Linked DNA regions of Mus musculus: region 2 is linked to region 1. Evidence: chromatin loops called from intact Hi-C (ENCODE). Cell type or tissue: left cerebral cortex. All regions are shown on one strand. Each heading gives the region's core, and the rest is flanking DNA. Links, peaks and the distances in the headings are about the cores only.

The links. A loop is a pair of places that touch in the nucleus more often than their neighbours do. Peaks named below come from ENCODE experiments on the same cell type or tissue, not always from the same donor. Only the 100,000 strongest peaks of a DNase experiment are listed, where the experiment ranks them.
Region 2: a loop joins it to region 1, with 2.0 times the contacts of the local background. A loop is called at or near these places in 1 of 42 quality-filtered maps.

The regions. Positions count from the first base shown.
Region 1 is chr11:5,439,952-5,450,179 of GRCm38, reverse strand. It overlaps Znrf3 (zinc and ring finger 3), which reads left to right and starts at 5,333. Exons shown (of 9, transcript NM_001080924.2): 1 at 5,333-5,792. The coding sequence starts at 5,502. In left cerebral cortex, for the core only: no CTCF peak of the experiment used is centred there; DNase peaks (open chromatin) are centred at 4,657, 5,146, 6,322 and 6,562; H3K4me3 peaks cover 2,906 bases; H3K27ac peaks cover 267 bases.
Region 2 is chr11:5,318,548-5,326,547 of GRCm38, reverse strand. The region is part of intron 2 of Znrf3 (zinc and ring finger 3); the gene reads left to right. Among named protein-coding and RNA genes, the nearest start is that of Kremen1, 61 kb to the right of the region's middle. In left cerebral cortex, for the core only: a CTCF peak has its summit at 4,650; no DNase peak of the experiment used is centred there; H3K27ac peaks cover 688 bases.

The sequences.
Region 1 (10,228 bases), core at 2,229-10,228:
AATAAATATATCCACAGAGAACAAAATTCAAACAAGTTGTAGTTATTCAGGGAAAACCAGTCATTTATTTATGCTTAAAGGTTTCCTGGGTCTGGAGAGATAGCTTAGTGGCTACGAGAATACTACACTTGCAGAGGATCCAAGTTCTGCTCCCAGTAACGGCGTCTGGTAAGGTACAACTGCCTGTACATGTAGCTGCAGACAACCAACCTCCTCCTGCTTCCCAGGGCACGGGGCACAGATACACAACACAGACTCACACATGTGGCATAGATACACGGACTCACACATGGACACTTAATGAAAAAGAATACATCTTGGTCTGGAGAGATGGCTCAGTGGTTAAGAGCACTGACTGCTCTTCCAGAGGTCCTGAGTTTAATTTCCAGCAATCACGTGGTGGTGCACAAACATCTTTAATGGGATCCAATGCCCTCTTCTGGTGTGTCTGAAGACAGCTACAGTGTACTTACATATATAAAATAAATAAATAAATAAATAAATAAATAAATAAATCTTTTTTTAAAAATACATCTTTAAAAAAAGATCTATAACTTTATATGTATAAGTTTTTTGCCTACATGTATGTGTGATGCCCAAGGCAAGAAGGTGTTGGATCCCTGGAAGATGGAGTTAGGGGTAGTTCTGAGCCCACGGTATAGGCACTAGGAACTGTACCTGGAGTCTTTGCAAGAGTAACAACTGCTCTTAACTGGTGAACCAACTCTCTAATCCCCATTTATGTCTTAATACCACCTTCATGAAAACTTCCACATATCTGTTTTCCCCCATCCAGGTGCTTTTTGGTTACAGCATCTTTTATTTTCACTCAGCAGTATATTTTGCAATAAAATCATAGTCTATACATATATTTATTACACACACAAGGATGTGTACATATGCATACTTTTTCCTCACCTATCAGTGTATTTGAACTCCTTCTGTACAAGTTCATAGAATTTCTTTAACATTTTGAGTTAGAATACCAAGTGATGAGTTTTGTGGTGTAATTTTATACCTATGTGTCATTGTCCCCTGTTTTTCCTCCTCACCCTCTGCCCTGTCCCAAACGTCTCATTTGAAATAGCCGTTTCATCTGTACCCTGCTAGAGTGAGTGGATGCATTGTCTGTGACGGATGGACACATGAAACGGTTCCAACAGCTCGATGATGCTTCACAGCCAGGGTGGTTTATGGGATATACCATGGATGATGACCACGGTCATGTTTGTTCATGCTTACCATTTGATCCAACTTGTAGACTCCATCCATAGCCTTAGTTCACAAGACCTTTCCTTTTCCTTTCCTTTTTTTTAAAAGATTTATTCTATTTATGTGTATATGTGTGTATGTGGGTATGTTTATGCACACATGTGCACATATCTATGGAGACCAGAAGAGGCCATTAGATTCCCTGGAACTAGAGTTGTAGGTGCTTGTGCAGCACCCAGTGTGGGTTCTGCACACTGAATTCTTATCCTCTGCAAGAGCATCAAGTGCTATTAACCATCGAGCCAAGGATCGTAGGAATTCCCCCCAGTTCTGGAGATAGAACACAGGGCCTCCCCGCATGTGTATGGAGCACTAGTGCTCCCACTAAGCTACATCCCCAAGTGGCTCAAGTTACTTTCTATCTCCCTTTTCTGCCTGCCAGACTTTGGGGAAACTTGGTAAATACCTCAGTTTCTAAGTAACATTGTCTCTTGAGAGGCAGATCATGCTGTTTCTATGTTACTAGCCTGTGTCTTATTGATTGTATCTTGAAGCAGAGTTTGAACAATTAAATCCAATCAGGTATAGTATCACACACCTGCAATCCCAGTACTTGGAAAGCTGGTGGGGCAGGAAGATTGCTGGGAGGTAAGAGACCAGCTTGGGTTACACAGAGAGACCCTATTTGAGAAAACCAAATAGAAATAAAAATTATCTGTCTGTCTATCTGTCTATTTACTTGTATATGCATGGAAGTCATGTGTGAAATTCAAAGGATAACGTGTGGGAGTTGGTTCTTTTTCTCCAGCGTGTGGGTTCTAGGGAATGAACTCAGGTCAGCTGCCTTGGCAGCAAGCACCTCCTACCCCCAGCACCATCTTACTGGACCCAAACTAGGTTATTTTCTGACCCTTGTGTGCATTGTCATTGCTACTGAAGTTCTTAAGAGAAATATTGTTGCCGTTCTTCATTCTCAGAATTTATTTTGGTCCCATGAAGCCCAGTGCTCCTAGGCAGGTAATGCAAAGCTACCTTAACTGTCTGAAGGAGGAGAGGGGTGTGTGGTGATGAGCTCAGTAAGTCATGTAACCAATATTTATTAGGTGCCTATTCTGGACCACACAGCTTCAATCTAGGCAAGACCAAGGTCCTTGCCATTATAGCAAAGTGTGTTTAATGAGATCACTGAGCTGAATTTTTAAACAAGATTTCATTAAATGTGTCTAATGGGTGTTTTGCCTGCATATCTGTGCAACACACGAGTGCAGTGTCCTTAGAGCCAGAAGAGAGTGTTGGATTTCCCTGTAGAGGGCTGTGAGTTGTTATGTAGGTGCTGGGAACCAAACTTGGGTCCTCTGCAAGAGCAACAAGTGCTCTTTACCACTGAGCCTTTTGAAAATTCTGTCTCTGTCTCTGTCCCTCTCTGTCCCTCTGTCCCCCACCCTTCTCTTTCTCTGTAAATGTATGCCGTATGTGAACAGAAGAGAGGGTCAGATCCCATAAAGCTGGAGTCATAGGTGGTTGTGAGCTGGGGGCTGAGATATGACCTTGGATCCTCTCTTGACCCAAGGCTTCATTTTTGTTTGAGAAAAGGTCTTACTATGTAACTTTGCCTGGCCTGAGACACCTACGGAGACAAGGCTGGTCTTGAACTCATGGGTCCACCTGCCTCTACCTGCCCAGTGCTAGGATTAAAGCGAGCTCCACTACGTCAAGTACGAAAAGGCTTCAATTTTTAACAGCTGTATTGAGACGTCATCTATACACTGTAAAATCCATCTTTAGAAAATGTACAATTTGCCAGGCAGTGGTGGTGTACACCTTTAATCCCAGCACTTGGGAGGCAGAGGCAGGCAGATTTCTGGGTTCGAGGCTAGCCTGGTCTATAAAGTGAGTTCCAGGACAGCCAGGGCTATACAGAGAAACCCTGTCTCAGGGGGAAAAAAAAAAAAGAAAGGAAGGAAGAAAGAAAGAAAGAAAATGTACAATTTGGTGGTGGATTTCATGTATTTACAAAGAATATACTCATCACCATTTAATTACAGAATATTTTCGTTCCCCTTAAGGGAAATCCATTAATAGTCATACTACCCAATCCTCCTTCCAGTTCAGTATCTGGTGATCACTAACCTTTCCATTTTTCTATATTCTTGGCATTTCATACAAATGGAAAGGCTATATGCTTCACTGAGTATATTTTTGTCGCATTCATTCAATATTCAGTATTTTATTTGTCTTTGATTTTGTTATTTAAAATGCAATTGAAGATTGAAACTTTTTTTAATATATTTTTTCTAGATTTATTTATTATTATATCTAAGTACACTGTAGCTGTCTTCACATGCATCAGAAGATGGCATTAAATCTCATTACGGGTGGTTGTGAGCCACCATGTGGTTGCTGGAATTTGAACTTCGGACCTTTGGAAGAGCAGTCGGGTGCTCTTACCCACTGAGCCATCTCACCAGCCCCGATTGAAACTCTACCATGTTAAAAATTCGATTTTATTGTATGGATAGACCATATTTGCATATTCATTCACCAGTTCATGACTTCATACTTCTAAGGATTGCAACGCTAGCTATGCATGGCTATAATAATTGCTTTCCCCTTAAAGACTGGACTGTGCCAGGTGTGGTGGCACACGCCTTTAATCCCAGCACTCGGGAGGCAGAGGCAGGCAGATTTCTGAGTTAGAGGCCAGCCTGGTCTACAAAGTGAGATCTAGGACAGCCAGGGCTACACAGAGAAACCCTGTCTCGAAAAGACAAACAAACAAAAAAAAAACAAAACAAAACAAAAAAAAAGACTGGACTGTGCCTTAGTGGGTAAAGTCACAATCCTTGGAAATGACAGTGCTCCCGAGCAGTCAGTACTGATTAAGCTTGGCTTGGGGGAAACTAATGACTCTAGCTTTGTCAGTTACCTTCTGTGCCAAAGCTTTGGGTGGTCCAAACACAGTAACACAGTTCTGTGAATTTCTTTTCAATTGTATTTTCTATTCAACACATTGGCAAAACATTCCTTTTCAGTTTAAACTGTAACCTCGATGCGCTGATTACTCAAGGAAACACTCAATGACTTTTCTTTTTGTCTTAATATTTTGGGTGTGGTAGCAAGTAGAAGCAGATCACCCTAACCAAATATTTGCAAATATTTAAACAAAGCCATTCAGGTCAGGGAGGGAAGACGACTGAGGAAGTAGAAATTGAATGTGGCTTTTAAAGGAGGATTGTGAGTCTCATAGATTTGCTGAGAAAGGAAAAATCCTGTTCCAAAAAGGGGAAGAGAATTAAAAGTTTATCTTCTGGGTGACTGGGGACGTCTGGGTTCGGAGCACGTGTCTTTGGTATGTTTGGCAACCAGAAGTCTGTGCATTAAGCGTGTTGACTCTTCCGCCCTTCTGCACATGGTGAGATTTGAAGGGAGTGTTGGAGACGGTCTCCAGGGCTGCGGAAAGATGAACTCCATTAGAATCTAGATAACTTCTTCAAGTTCTCCGCCACCTGTCCTCACTCCTTTAGTTGAGGGTAACTGTCTATGTGACACCCACGTAAGAACTGGACGTGTCCCGGCGGGTTGCAAACTGCCACTGACCGCCCGGGGCCTTTCGCGGTCCCTGGAGGTGGTAGGGCGCGAGCACCGAGTGCGGGTGGCCAGCAGTGCCGGAGCTGCGGATGAAGCATCCTTGGACGGAAGGACGAGGCCTTTGACGCCCCAATGACTCTAATTGCGGCACCAAAGCAGGGTGCGCCGAGGGGGCGAAACCGCCCGGGAACAGGTTGAGGATCTTACTCTCCCCGTACTCCAGCAACTGCCAAGAGAAATGTCTGCCGCGGAGGGCGGAGTACAGACCAGGGGGCGTGGCTAAGAGGAAGGGGCGTGACCGAAAAAGACTACCTGGGCGGAGCAAGGGTGGAGGGGCGTGGCTAAGAACGGAGTCGGGGCGGGACTCAGTCGATTGGGCGGGGCGGGCGAGGCCTCTGGGCCCCGCCTCTCGCCGCAGGCGCGCCCGCCCCGCCTACCCGCTCCCCTCGGAGGTGGCCGCGGCCGAGCGCGGGGAGGGAGGGGAGAGCGGGTCACGACGCTGCGGGGGCGGGGATAACCCCTCACGTGGAGCAGATGAAAGGGCCGCGGCGCGACGGCCGGGGGAGCGGAGCAGAGCCTGCGACCCACAAAGCCGCCGCCGCCGCGATGGTGCTGTGAGGCGACCGCCCGCGCTCGGTCCTCCGCCGGCCCGCGACTATGCCCGGCCGCGCCCGCCCTCCGCGCCCTCCCGCCGCAGGACCATGAGGCCACGCTCGGGCGGGCGCCCAGGGGCCCCGGGCCGCCGCCGCCGCCGCCTCCGCCGCGGCCCCCGCGGTCGTCGCCTGCCGCCGCCGCCGCCGCTGCCGCTGCTTCTCGGGCTGCTGCTGGCGGCCGCGGGGCCCGGCGCGGCGCGGGCCAAGGAGACGGCGTTCGTGGAGGTGGTGCTGTTCGAGTCGAGCCCGAGCGGCGACTATACCACCCACACCACCGGCCTCACGGGCCGCTTCTCGCGGGCCGGGGCCATGCTCAGCGCCGAGGGCGAGATCGTGCAGGTAGCCACCCGGGCCCCGCGCTCCGCCGCCACAAGATGGCTCCGGGGGCTGCGCCCGCCGACCCCGCCGCGGGCTAGCGGGCGGGCGGGCGGGGGGGAGGCGCGGAGCCCGGCGGCATCCCTCCCAGGCGGGCGGGACGGGGCCTCCGGGGCACGGCGGCTGAGGCGAGCGCACGTGGGGGCTCGGCCTCCGGTGGGTGCACCGCGCCGGGGTGGGGGTGGGGACGCTGAGCTGGGCATGGGCGCCTGGGCGGCACTCTTGAGTTGGCGGGACGTTTTTCTCCCTCAGGTGAAAGTCCCGGGAACTACCTGTTGAATGCCAACTTTGCAAAGGCGAGACAAGTTGAAGGATGGAGCGACTTCTTAGAGGTCGCAGGCTTTGCTTTTCCATCCACGTTTGCTCCGTTTTCGGAGCGACCCAGTTGCCGGGGTGCACATCTTCAGGTTATTTTTGCTGAAATCTACTGGCAGCCTTACCTAGACACCAACCCTCTGGCAGGGCTCTGGACGGGCAGCAGCAGGAAGGGAGCAGGCGGAGCTGGCTGAGGAGTGGGAATTGGCAGAGCACTGTCGTGGCCGTGCCTCAGATTACAGGGGATGAGAAAGACCGCAGGCTCGCCCCTGGGTCAAGGACTAATACCGAAGAGGCCTGCAAACCCGAGCCAGGGTCTCTCACTGACAGGGCCTCCACCTTGCTCCAAATGAAAGAGGGCTGCGTCCCAAAGGAGGCTGGCTAGGGAGAGCTTTGAGCTGTCCCCAGTCTTTGAGGAGGGACTCTCAGTCGAAGCCTCAGCGGATGGATAGCTGCATAGATTTCCCGCTCCCTCGACGATGGTTTTTATCCACTACCATGTTCCAGGGCAGCGCACTTATGGTTGTTAGGCGCACCTCTGGTAGGAGTGATCTGATACGGTTGGCTCGTCTTTGAATCTTTTGGAACTTTAGAGGCCTATAGTTTGGATCTCCGGTGCTTTGCTCTTGGGTGAATTATGAAGAGAAAAGGGACTGTGTGGGATGACTTCAGAGCAGCTCCGAGTGTAGACAGGAGGGTGAAGCTGCACGCAGAGCTTTGAGTTGATGGGACACGGGCCAATACGGTGTAGCTCCTTAAAGGTGTGTGTCTTTCCAAAGCTGGAGGAGGACCCTATGGCTGTGATTAGAAAGCATTGTTTTGTGGTGCTCTTATTCTTATCTATAGAAAGCGAAATACATGTTTGACCAATTTCTGTGACTACAGATGTTGCTAACGGTGCTGTTCTCCCCCCCCCCATGTTATTGTTACTGTCATTAATATACAAGCTTTAGAGAGGATGCTTGGCTGAAGATACCTAAACAACTCTATTGCAGGCTTTAAGAAGAGTTTGAATTTTAAGTCTTGCTTCTTGTGAGTCCTTGTCGTTCTTTGAGGCTTTCCCTGTGCCCTGATGGCTTTAGAAATGTTTGATTTACAGCCTTGAGGGTGGGGGTTGCAGCTGAGGGGAGTATGTTTTAACGTGGCACTTCACTTTTTGAAGGAGACTTTTGAAGTTTGAGATTTTTATCTGCAGTGTTTAAACTTGAGCCATTCTCTGTGGTAGTTTGTCTGGGGAGCTATTCATTATGCATAATGCTGTGCTTTGCAGATATTCTTGGGTTCACTATTTAATACAAAATTAGCAGTTTAAACACACCATTTGTAACTATTTTATCCTGACAAGTAGAGAGATAATGTGTGAGTTTGGCAGGACTCTGTTCTCTTGAGAAGTTTTTGAAGTGCTTATCTAATTCTTTTGTAGTCTACTAGACTCGCACCTCCCTTTCAAATTAAGTCAACAGTCACTAAGGGGAGAAAAATGACTTAAATGGTATTTAATAAGTTTACCTGTTAAGCAATCACTAATGATGTCCTTAATTCCTTTATAACTGCAGTGATATTGGTGGGCTTATCTGAACTCCCTGAAGAGATAGTTTGTCATTGGTACACTCCATAGCTTTAATAACTTTGTTGTGGTCATCCATGTGTCCAGACAAGCACAGTGTGGCTTTCAGAGCTGTGTGTGTACACACAGACCGGCATGCTTTTATTTGTTCTGTGAATACTGCCAGACTAAAGGAACTCTTGTAGCTCCTGCCTACCAGCTCTGGAATAAGTTTTGTAAGGAAAGCCAATGTTTTAGGATTGCTGAGAGGGAATATAATGAGAGCATGTGTAATAAAAGTGTAGAAGAAACAAAGCCAGTCTTTAATTTCAGATTAATCATGTTTTCTAAGTACTCATTGAACTTTTAAAAACCACCTTTTGTTTTATCACCTGAAAAACTTCATGTTTTGCCCTTTAATGAACGTTTTATGGTCTTCTGTTTATTTTCTGATAACTAGAACTAAATAGTAGTATGTAGGTAACATTGCTTTTATTCTCAGTGTGATTCTATAGCAATATTGTTCTTAATTGGGAAGAGAGGAAAAAAGCTGTTTGAATGTTTCACTTTAAAAATTATAAGAAATATTTTGTAGTACTGACTTTTTTTCCTGTTACTTGCCAATGAATGTGTGTGTGTGTGTGTGTGTGTGTGTGTGTGTGTGTGTGTATGTACACACACACACAATAGATTACTTATCATAGTCTGGTCAGCCCAAGGACCTGTTGAGTATTTATCATGGGTTAGGGTAGGAGGAAGCCTGGCTGTGTGTGCTTGTTGAGGAGTGGGATTAGTAGTTCAGACTTTGGGATGTGTGTATTGTAGGTGTAAATTAATTATCCCAAGGTCATTAGTTTAGTCTGTATGAAGACAGGGTTGTTTGTGTGTGTTTGATTTTTTTTCTTCTTTTCTATTTTGATATTTCCAGTTGTGAAAATTGTGAATAGACTATTTAGATGTGAAATTAGTTGCTTTTATTATCACGCAGCAGCATTAGCCTGTTTGCATCTAAGCAGGTCAGGCATATAGCTAAGCACTAGAAGAATTACCCTTTTACTGTACTTTTGAAGTGTGGACCTCTAAAGAACTTTCAGACATACTGGTACATATTTCATCTTTAAACCAACGTGTTGATGTTAATGAAATTATTATCTGAAACTTTTAAACTTGTCTGCACACATGGTTGGTGTTGTTAAATAAGGGGCCTGATTAAACACTGGCTAGTGGTGTGTAAATTGGCTAAACCAACAAGAAAATTTGCATGGCTAGAAATGAAAGCTTGTTTTAAAGTGGAAATGCCTATTTCTCCCATTGAAGTCAAATAGTTAGAAACATCAAGAAATTCATTTGTACAAGGAGTGAGAATGATGGGTTCTGTCCAACTTTAAAATCAGTTATTCTGGATCCCAGGTTAAACGTTTGATGAACTTGAGGCTGTGAACATGAACTAAGGAAGTTCTTTTAGCTGTTAAAGAGTGAAAGGAGAGCTGTGTGGTGATTAGATAGGCTGGGTAACTAAAGGTATCACAGGGAATAATTGTAGGAGGCTAATTCCTCTGCCTTGTTTCCCTGTCAGTGTGTTTTTACAGTTCAGCATTTGATCAAGCACTTTCTTTTCATCTCCATTTGAAGTTAACTTAATAGGCCTGCCTCCAAAAATTGACTTGGCCTAATAGAACAATTGCACGCTGACAGCTGACTTGGATTTACACAGAAAGGGCCTGCCGACCGTCTTGTCAGATGGTCCTTTATAGGTTAAAAGCAAGCATTTCATTGTTGGGGGGTGAGGGGGAGGTTGGTAAATTCCTAGGATCTCTTCTCTGGTTTTATACCCTGAGATCTCATGTGAATTACCAGTAATTCTGACTGGGGATAAGAAGCAGCCATGACTCCATTTTGTGTGTGTGTGTGTGTGTGTGTGTGTGTGTGTGTGTGTGGTGTGTGTGTGTGTGTGTGTGTGGTGTGTGTGTGTGTGTGTGTGTGTGTGTGTGTGTGTGTATATACAGGGGACTGTGCCAAGCACATTAAGCTTGTTCATTTAGTCCTTAACATTAATACAGATTTAGATACTATTGTTTATTCAGTTTTACAGAGGAAGAGACTGAGGCTGAGAGAAAGTTTGTTTCTCTAACCTGACAGCAAATGGTAAAACCTGAATTGAAACCATGGTCTGTCCTTATTCTTGTCAAATAAGTAGAACTGAATTTGTTTGGATTTGACATTTAATTCAAATCTAATTTCTCATAATTTGTATTGAAGTTCTTGAAGGCCTGTGCCAACCCCTCCCACCCCCCCATGAAATTATTCACACATTCTTGTGAATGGGTGTGTTCACTTTCCTGATAGTTTCCCAAGAGGAAAAGAAGTTTCCACCTAGTACTTGTCTTTGACTGGTCCAGCACTAAGAATTTAAGTAGAAGGCCCAGAAGATAACTCAATGGATTAAGGTGCTTGCTGTCAAGGGGACTAAATTTGATCCTTGACATCCATATTGTAGAAGAGAACCAACTCCTGACAGTTGTCTTGTGACCTCTGCCTA
Region 2 (8,000 bases), core at 1-8,000, 120 kb after region 1:
TACCCATATTCTTAGCGAAAAATTGATCACACAAGGAACCTGTTGTCTTCATTCCTAGCTCCACCTGTGTGTGTGTGTGTCTGCCATATCACGTGTGTAGTGTCAGAGGACATTTTCTGGTGTCCTCTGTACTTTCCCTGTGAGCAATCTCTCAACTATTGATTTTTTTAAAATAAAAATTTGGATTACTATTTAAAGGCTAAAAGCTTTCAGCTTTATCTATTTGTGAACAACAGATTTATTTGTAAAAAATCAGATTTCTCTCTCCTTTTAAAAATTTATGTATGTATATGAGTGCTCTATTTGCATGCATGCCTGCATGACAGAATAGAACATGAGATCTGTTACTGGTGTCTGTGAGCCACCATATGGTTGCTGGGAATTGAACTCAGGTCCTCTGGAAGAGCAGCCAGTGCTTGTAACCACTGAGCCATGTCTCCACCCCTACCTCCCCCACTTCTTTTTTTAATGTCACTTGAAATCTCAGGTTTTGTTTGCTTGTTTTGTTTTTTAAAACTTCTTGGGTTTTGTGGGATTTTTTGTTTGTTTGTTTGTTTGTTTTTTAAGACAGGGTTTCTCTGTATAGCCCTGGCTGTCCTGGAAACAGGCTATCCTGGAACTCAGAAATCTGCCTGCCTCTGCCTCCCAAGTGCTGGGATTAAAGGCGTGCACCACCACGCCCGGCTGTGGGATTTTTTTTTTAAGATTTATTTTTATTGCCGGGCATGGTGGCGCACGCCTTTAATCCCAGCACTTGGGAGGCAGAGGCAGGTGGATTTCTGAGTTCCAGGACAGCCTGGTCTACAAAGTGAGTTCCAGGACAGCCAAGACTATACAGAGAAACCCTGTCTCAAAAACACCCAAAAAAAAAAAAAGTTTTTTTTTTATTGTATGTGTATAAGTGTATAAGTGTTGGCCTAAATGTCTGTGTGTACCACGTGAATGTTGAGTGCTCAAGGGAACCAGAAGAGGGCGTTGGCTCCGCTAGAGGTAGAGACAACAGGTAGCTACCATTCGTTAGTGACCTTTTAGGGTCATTACATAGTACTCCTCTCACTCACACTTGGCCACGTGAAGCTCTGGTTGGAGGAAGCCTGTCTATACCTGCTACTTTTCATTTGTTAATTTCAGGAGTCGTCTTTTTTACAGATTATTCTTCTTCTGACTCAGCATTTCCAATGGCTATGGGAGTGGTGGTCACTGGCTTCAACAGAGGTATCATCTAGATCTCCTAAGTGCAGGCTAAGGTCATGTCATGTCCTCAGACCAGAAAAGCTTTGGTTATATCCCCATACAGGCCACTAAATATGTTACCAAAAAATTTTAAGTTGTTTCTTCGTGGTTGTCAAATGATACTGAGGAAATCTGGGTTCTCATCTTAGAATTATTAGTCTCAATACTAAAAGAATTTAGCAATAGACTCAAATGGTAGTATGAGGACAATTTTAAATTTAAAAGAAAAACCCAAGGCAGGAAAGCTGTAAATTACAGCAGCCTCCTAAAGAAGAAGAAGAAAAAAATGCCATTTGAGCTAAGCCAGCATAGAGTTAGGCCACATGACTGACAAGCAGGATGGGGGATTTAGAGAATGAGTAATGAAACCCAAAGAATCAGAGGGGGAAAAATTGTCTCTGACATCCAAAGAGAAACAGAGATAAGAAGAAAAAGGAATGGTCAGACCTCTGAATCTGGTCTTAGAAAGGAAGGCAAACCTCATGGCAATCTTGGAACTCACTTTGTAGACCAGGCTGGCCTTGAACTCCAATCAGTGTGTCTGGATAGGACAAACTTTATTTCTGATTAAGAGAATGTGCTCAGAAAGGCAAATACAGAGACAGGAAATACATTGGTTTTTGGGTTGGTTGGTTTGGTTTTTCAAGACAGGATTTCTCTGTGTCCCTCTGGCTGACCTTGAACTCACTCTGTAGACCAGGCTGTCTGGGAATTCACAGAGAACCATCTACCTGCCTCTGCATTGGGTTTTTATTCTAACTTTGGTGATTGTGTCTTTTCCCCATTGGCTGGGTTCCAACCTCACAAGCTTATTCAATTGGTCAGTCTGAAAAGAATTGGCACAGCGGAAACGAAGGAGGAGGAAAGGGACCACCAAAGAGAAAAGGGTCACTGCTCCAGGCCATCACTTGTCTAGAATTGAGCTGTGGCCTTTGCATAAAGAAAGGCTTTTCAGGGTGGAGAGGATTAAAACATTTGCATGAAAGTCTTATTTGGTGGGGGAGATAAAAAAGATTTTAATTCTTTGTCCCAAACACAAGTTTTATAGTTGATAGAAACAATTCATTTGATTCTCCCTTCCTCCTCCTCTTCTTCCTCCTCCTCCCTCTCTCTCTCTCTCTCTCTCTCTCTCTCTCTCTCTCTCTCTCTCTCCCCCTCCCTCTCTCCCTCCCTCCCTCCCTCCCCCTCTCTTCCTTCTCCGAGACATGGTGCCTATTATGTAGCCTTGGTGATTGTGCATATGTGTGTGCTTGATATTTGATACATGCCACGATGGCACATATGTCAGAAAACAGTGCTTGCAAGTCAGTTTTCTCCTTCTACCCATGTTGGTACTGGGAATCAAGCTCATGTCCCTGGCTTTGCAGCAAGCACATTTACCCAGTGAGCCATCTAGCTCTCCCTGTTAATGTTTCTTTTAAGATTAAAAGTAGTTATTTTCAGTTGCATATCTTTGGTTATCATACAATATCACTAAACATTAAACTGGGAACATTTTTTTCCTATGTTCTAGTTTAATTTCCTTTTTTGTTAAATGTTTCTCTAAGTGAAGACACAATGAAACCATCCAACCGGACCACTCCATGGGTAGAAAGTTTTATTTGGGTTGGAGCTGCTACTTTCAAGAGGCAGATAGAAGAAACATGACGGAAAAACAAATGGATTTTATATGATAGTCAGCCAGTCAACAAAATGGAGGATTTTTGAACTGATACCAGCTGTTGGGACTGACCAAGAACTAGATGCCCTTCCCCTGGGTAGTTGACCTTTGAGGGCAGAATAAGGGAGGCTCCTAGTAAACAGAAACCCACCGTTAGGCTTCTGCTTGCCTAGTAGCAATCTTCCTGTTTACCAGTCAAAAGTGTTTCTGTTTAGGACACTGTCAACAGCACTGGCATGAGGGTGGGAGGCTGCTTTGGACCTAACGGTTTCCTTCTGGGCTATAACCCATTATTTTGCATGGGTAGTAATGTAGGTTTTAAAAAATAAAACTGTATAAGTACCCAAGTGTTGTTATTTGCAGTGGTGAAGCTGGAACCCAGTACTTTACACATCAGGTAGACTTCATATATGTATGTATGTATGTATGTATGTATGTATGTATGTATGTGTATGTATGTATGTACACATTTTAGCCACAGCTTCTCCTCCCAGTCACTTCACCTCCCCTCTTCACATACACCCTCATCCTCTGTTTCTCCAGGCTGTTTTGTAACTGGCCCTTTTAATCATCTTTTATTGTTGGATGTACAAAATTTCTGTGTGGCTCTTGTTATTTCTTCGGGTGCCTCTAATCTCAATATATCCTATCTTTAAATCACTTAAAACTTACCTTGTTATATAAATGTGTAGTATCAGAAATGGGTATACAACCTGGGTAAAAATTCTCACATTCTTTAAGTGATTTCCAGCCTTGTATGTGCCCCAGTCTTCAATATATATATTAAGACTCTTAGATAGCTTAGCAGCCTGAGACACTTGCCACCAAGACTACTGACCTTACTTCAAATCCCCAGAACCCACATGGTAGGGGAGAACTGACTTCTACAAGTTGTCCTTTGACCTCAACATGAGCATCCTGATACATGTGTATCCCCCCATTCACCCAGTAAATAAATGCAGTAAAAATAATAGTATGTTATAATATATATTACATTAAAATTCTGTATTTACTATCAAATCTGGATGTTATGCTACAGTGATTTTGTTGTTGTTGTTTTAAAGCATTCATTTTGGGGAATGGAGTGATAGTTCAGCAGCTAAGAGTATGTATTGCTTTTACTGAGGACATGGATTCTATCCCCAACCCCTCTTCTGAACTCTTAGGACCCCTGTACTCAGACATATACATATAATTTTTAAAACTGGAAAACTCAGAAAACTGTCAAAAAAGAAAAGAAGGCACTCAGTTCTAGTGCTAAGTGAACCATGCTTGTAAGTACATTTAAAATAGTTGATAAGTGGGTGCCTGGTTATGCTTGTTTGCCTAGAACAAGGAATCTTGATTAATCCCCATCTACCATCTAGTGTATCACATCTGTGCACCAGAGTGTCAGCATGGGAGTTTTCAGAACCTCTGTCTGCTGTTGTCATCATTTCTACATTTAATGCTTTGTTTTCCCCCCCCCCGGGGGTGGGGGGCTTATTTTGTTTAAAATATAGGATGTCACATAGGCCAGCCTGGCTTTAGAGAGTAACTGAGGGTAACCTTTGACATCTCATCTTCCTGCTTCTGCCTTCCAAATGCTGGTGTTATAGGCCTGCAGTCACCATGTCTGGCTTTACACTGTGACAGGCAGCTAAGTCCACAATATATTGTGCTGGTATTCAAGCATCTGAATAATATCCCTGGCTACCACACTCAAGTTTTATTCCTCTGTGCTGCAAGAGCAGCAGGTGCTCTTAACAACCCTAGCCACCTCCCCAGCTCCCCCTGTGGTCATTCCTGAATAATATTCCATTGTATAGGAATTATCAGTTGCTTCTATTTGTTATGAACATTGCTACTGTGAGCATTTTCAAGCAAGTTTTTTGTCAGGTTTGGTTTGGTGTTTTGTTTTTCGAGATAGGGCTTTTCTCTATTAGCCCTGATTGTCCTGAAGTCACTCTGTAGACCAGGCTGGCCTGCCTCTATCTCCCGAGTGCTAAGATTAAAGACATATTCCACCACCCTAGTTTTTGTACAAGTTTTTACGCACACAAGTTGGTTTTCATATTTTTTAGGAACTGCTAAACTTTTAAAATGGCAGTACCTGGGACTTACTTAGAGTGCAAAAGTACTTAGGTTTAATCCCCAGTAATACAAAGAAGTCAGGATATATAAACAGTCCTCACCACTGGTGAGGGGGGGTGTGTGTGTGTGTGTGTGTGTGTGTGTGTGTGTGTGTGTACTTCACTGCTCTTCCATTCTTTCTAGTAAAGGTTCTGAGTTATCTGCACCCTCACTGACTTCCTGACTTTGGTCATTGCCATCCTGCTGTGGATTTTGATTTGCTTTTTTTTTTCAGTGGTTTGCTATGTTGAGCATCTTTTCGTATGCTAACTAGTAATTTGTTTTGTTTGTGTGGTGCTGCTGGTGGTGGTGGTGGTGGTGGTGGTGGTGGTGGTGGTGGTGGTGGTGGTGTTTGAGACAGGGTCTCACAATATACTTCTGGCTGGCCTAGAATTAACTATGTTGACCAAGCTGATCTTGAACTCACAGAAATCTACTTGCTTCTGCCTCTGGAGTGCTAGGAATTACAAGTGTGTGTTAGGATCATTAGCAAATACTTCTTCCTACTCCATGGGTTTTTTTGTTTTTTGTTTTTTGTTTTTGTTTTTTTGCCATGTCACCTTTTGATGAAGTCCTTTGCAATACAAAACTATTTCATTTTGATAAAATCTAAGTCACTACTTCTTTGGTTGTTTATACTTTTTCGATGAGATCTGCTAGTTATTTCTGTGGTATTTTATTATAGACATATATTTGAGGGTCTTCTGGAATTCCTACAGTTTCTTTCCTCCCTCCTAAAGCTTTTAAATTAATAGAGAAGCCAATAAGCATTGATCTGCCTGTATCACTAGTCCCTGTTCTAATTTGCTATTTAGGATCCCTTGATTCAACCTGGACTATTTAACCACAGTAGTGGGAGGGTGGCAGGTCTGTAGACATGCAGTGGTCAGGTCCCTTCAGTTCTTAGTAACAGAATAGCTAGGTTGTAAATATAGAAAGGTGAAAGAGGCACCATCCAGGAGCCTCATTTTTAGGTTCATGATAGTACTGGAAAATACTTCCAAGAATCCCAGAAAGTCTTCATGACTGTGGATGTTCCTGCTGGCCAACCTTCGGACCTTATTTCCATGGACTTAAAAGTACGTTCTATCATTTGTAATAAGGATAAACAGGACTGCCTACCTAAATAAAGGTAACAGAAGTGCTGCCAAAAAAAGGATGTTGGCTACTGACAGCTGTCAGTAAGCCTCCCACAGCTGCTGTGCTTTTAGTGCTTTTGAAAAGAGAACAGCTCAAAAAAGTTCTATTTAGAATGTTCAAGATCTCTTAAGGTTTGCTGATGAACAGCAGAGTGTAGATTATTTCCCTAACTGATGCCCAGGCTCTTCTAAGGAGGGTTTGGGGCCTGAGAGCTAAAAGGGTAAGTAGGGTCATTAGTTGGGATTCTGGAGAGCCTGAGATGAGTACCAACAGGTAGTGCGGAGACCTTTTCATTGAGATCAACCCATGTCAATTAAATGGCCTCATTGAGAACCAGCCTATATGGAAGTAGGCCACTCAGCCTTGGCAAATGGGCTCATAGACAGACACACATGACAAAGAGAAATGGGCACACATAGTTTCTCACCCACTAGACCTGTTTTCCTAAGTTCTTTTTTAAAAACTTCAGAAGACTACACACCCTCTCCCCAGTTTTATTTTATTTTTCAGCTGATTGGGCTCTTTCCTATCATCTGAAATTAATCTAAAGTAAGTTCAGCCTCTGTGGTTGCAGTGTCCCTTTCTGCCTGGTCCATGGTCCCCAATCTGGTGTTACAAGGCAGTCAACTTTGGTAGAATAGTTAATGTAGTAGTAATATTAATAACAACAACAATAATATTAATAATGCAGTTGACTGCCACACAGACTTTTACTTGGCATAGAAACTGACTCTCTCCTAAAAGCCAAATAAAATCCATTTGATTTGCAAAAGGCTCACCTGTAAAATCTGCTGGTTATTTATGTAGCCCTGGAAACCACCAACCACCCCAATCCACAGCTACACACAGAAGAGTCCAGGTTACCTACCAACCTCTTAAGTGACTGAATGATGCTCAATGACACCTCTTACCAGCCTTCCTTTCTTCCTGCCTCCTTCATGATATTGTTATTTTTGCTTAGATTGGACTGTCTTTCACGAGTTAGAAAAAAATAAGAAAATTGCCTGTTTTCTGCAATCCAGGTGTGTTTCAGAGATTCAGAGTTAAGAAGTCAAGTAAATATTTTGGCAGCCCAACAAAGGTAAGAAAGGGAGAATGTACCTAACTGGCTTCTCAAATTGCAGGCCTGTCCAAACACTGCCTTTCTCTAGAGAAGTTGGTCTAATGAAGTCAGCCCTGCTCACCCAGCAGCCGGGTCAGTGGCTAAAGTGGACTTGTGCCTTTTTCTGGCGCCTTCCCTGGTTTGGTGCTGAGCCAGATTTGATTTTGATTCCCTCTAGTACAAGACAGAGATACTCTATCTGTAAGCCAGGATCTTTCCTCCTTAACACACTCTAATCACATTGTTTTCTCATCTTGCTGGGGGCAAAAAGAAAAGCCACCCTATTTTCTCTCCCTCTTTTAAGTTGGAACCCTGACAAAATTAAGCCCAAAACGTCACAAAGACTCTCAGATAACATGGAGACTTCAGTGTAACTTCATCCCAGGAAGAGGCAGACAGCTGTGAAAGGGAATCCAGAAGTACCATGTACAGGGCTGCTGGTCTCTAGGGCTTCAAAGATCAGGGCACCAGAGCACACCCCAGGTGCCAATCTAGGTGACTACCCCTTCCCCCAATGTCTTCACTTAAGAACAACCATTCATCCCAGAAGTAGGGAGTTATGGCCTGCTAGTCCTGTCTTGCTATGCTTTGTGACTGTTCTAAGGAAAAGACAGACATGAAAGCTGTCTCTTTCTCACCCTCCCCCAGTGGCTTCCATTGGATCACCTTGGCAGGGGCCTCATCCCAAGGGAGGAGGGGGTGGAGTGCGCTGTGGTGATGGTTCCTTTGATCACTTCTTGCTAGATCCCGGCC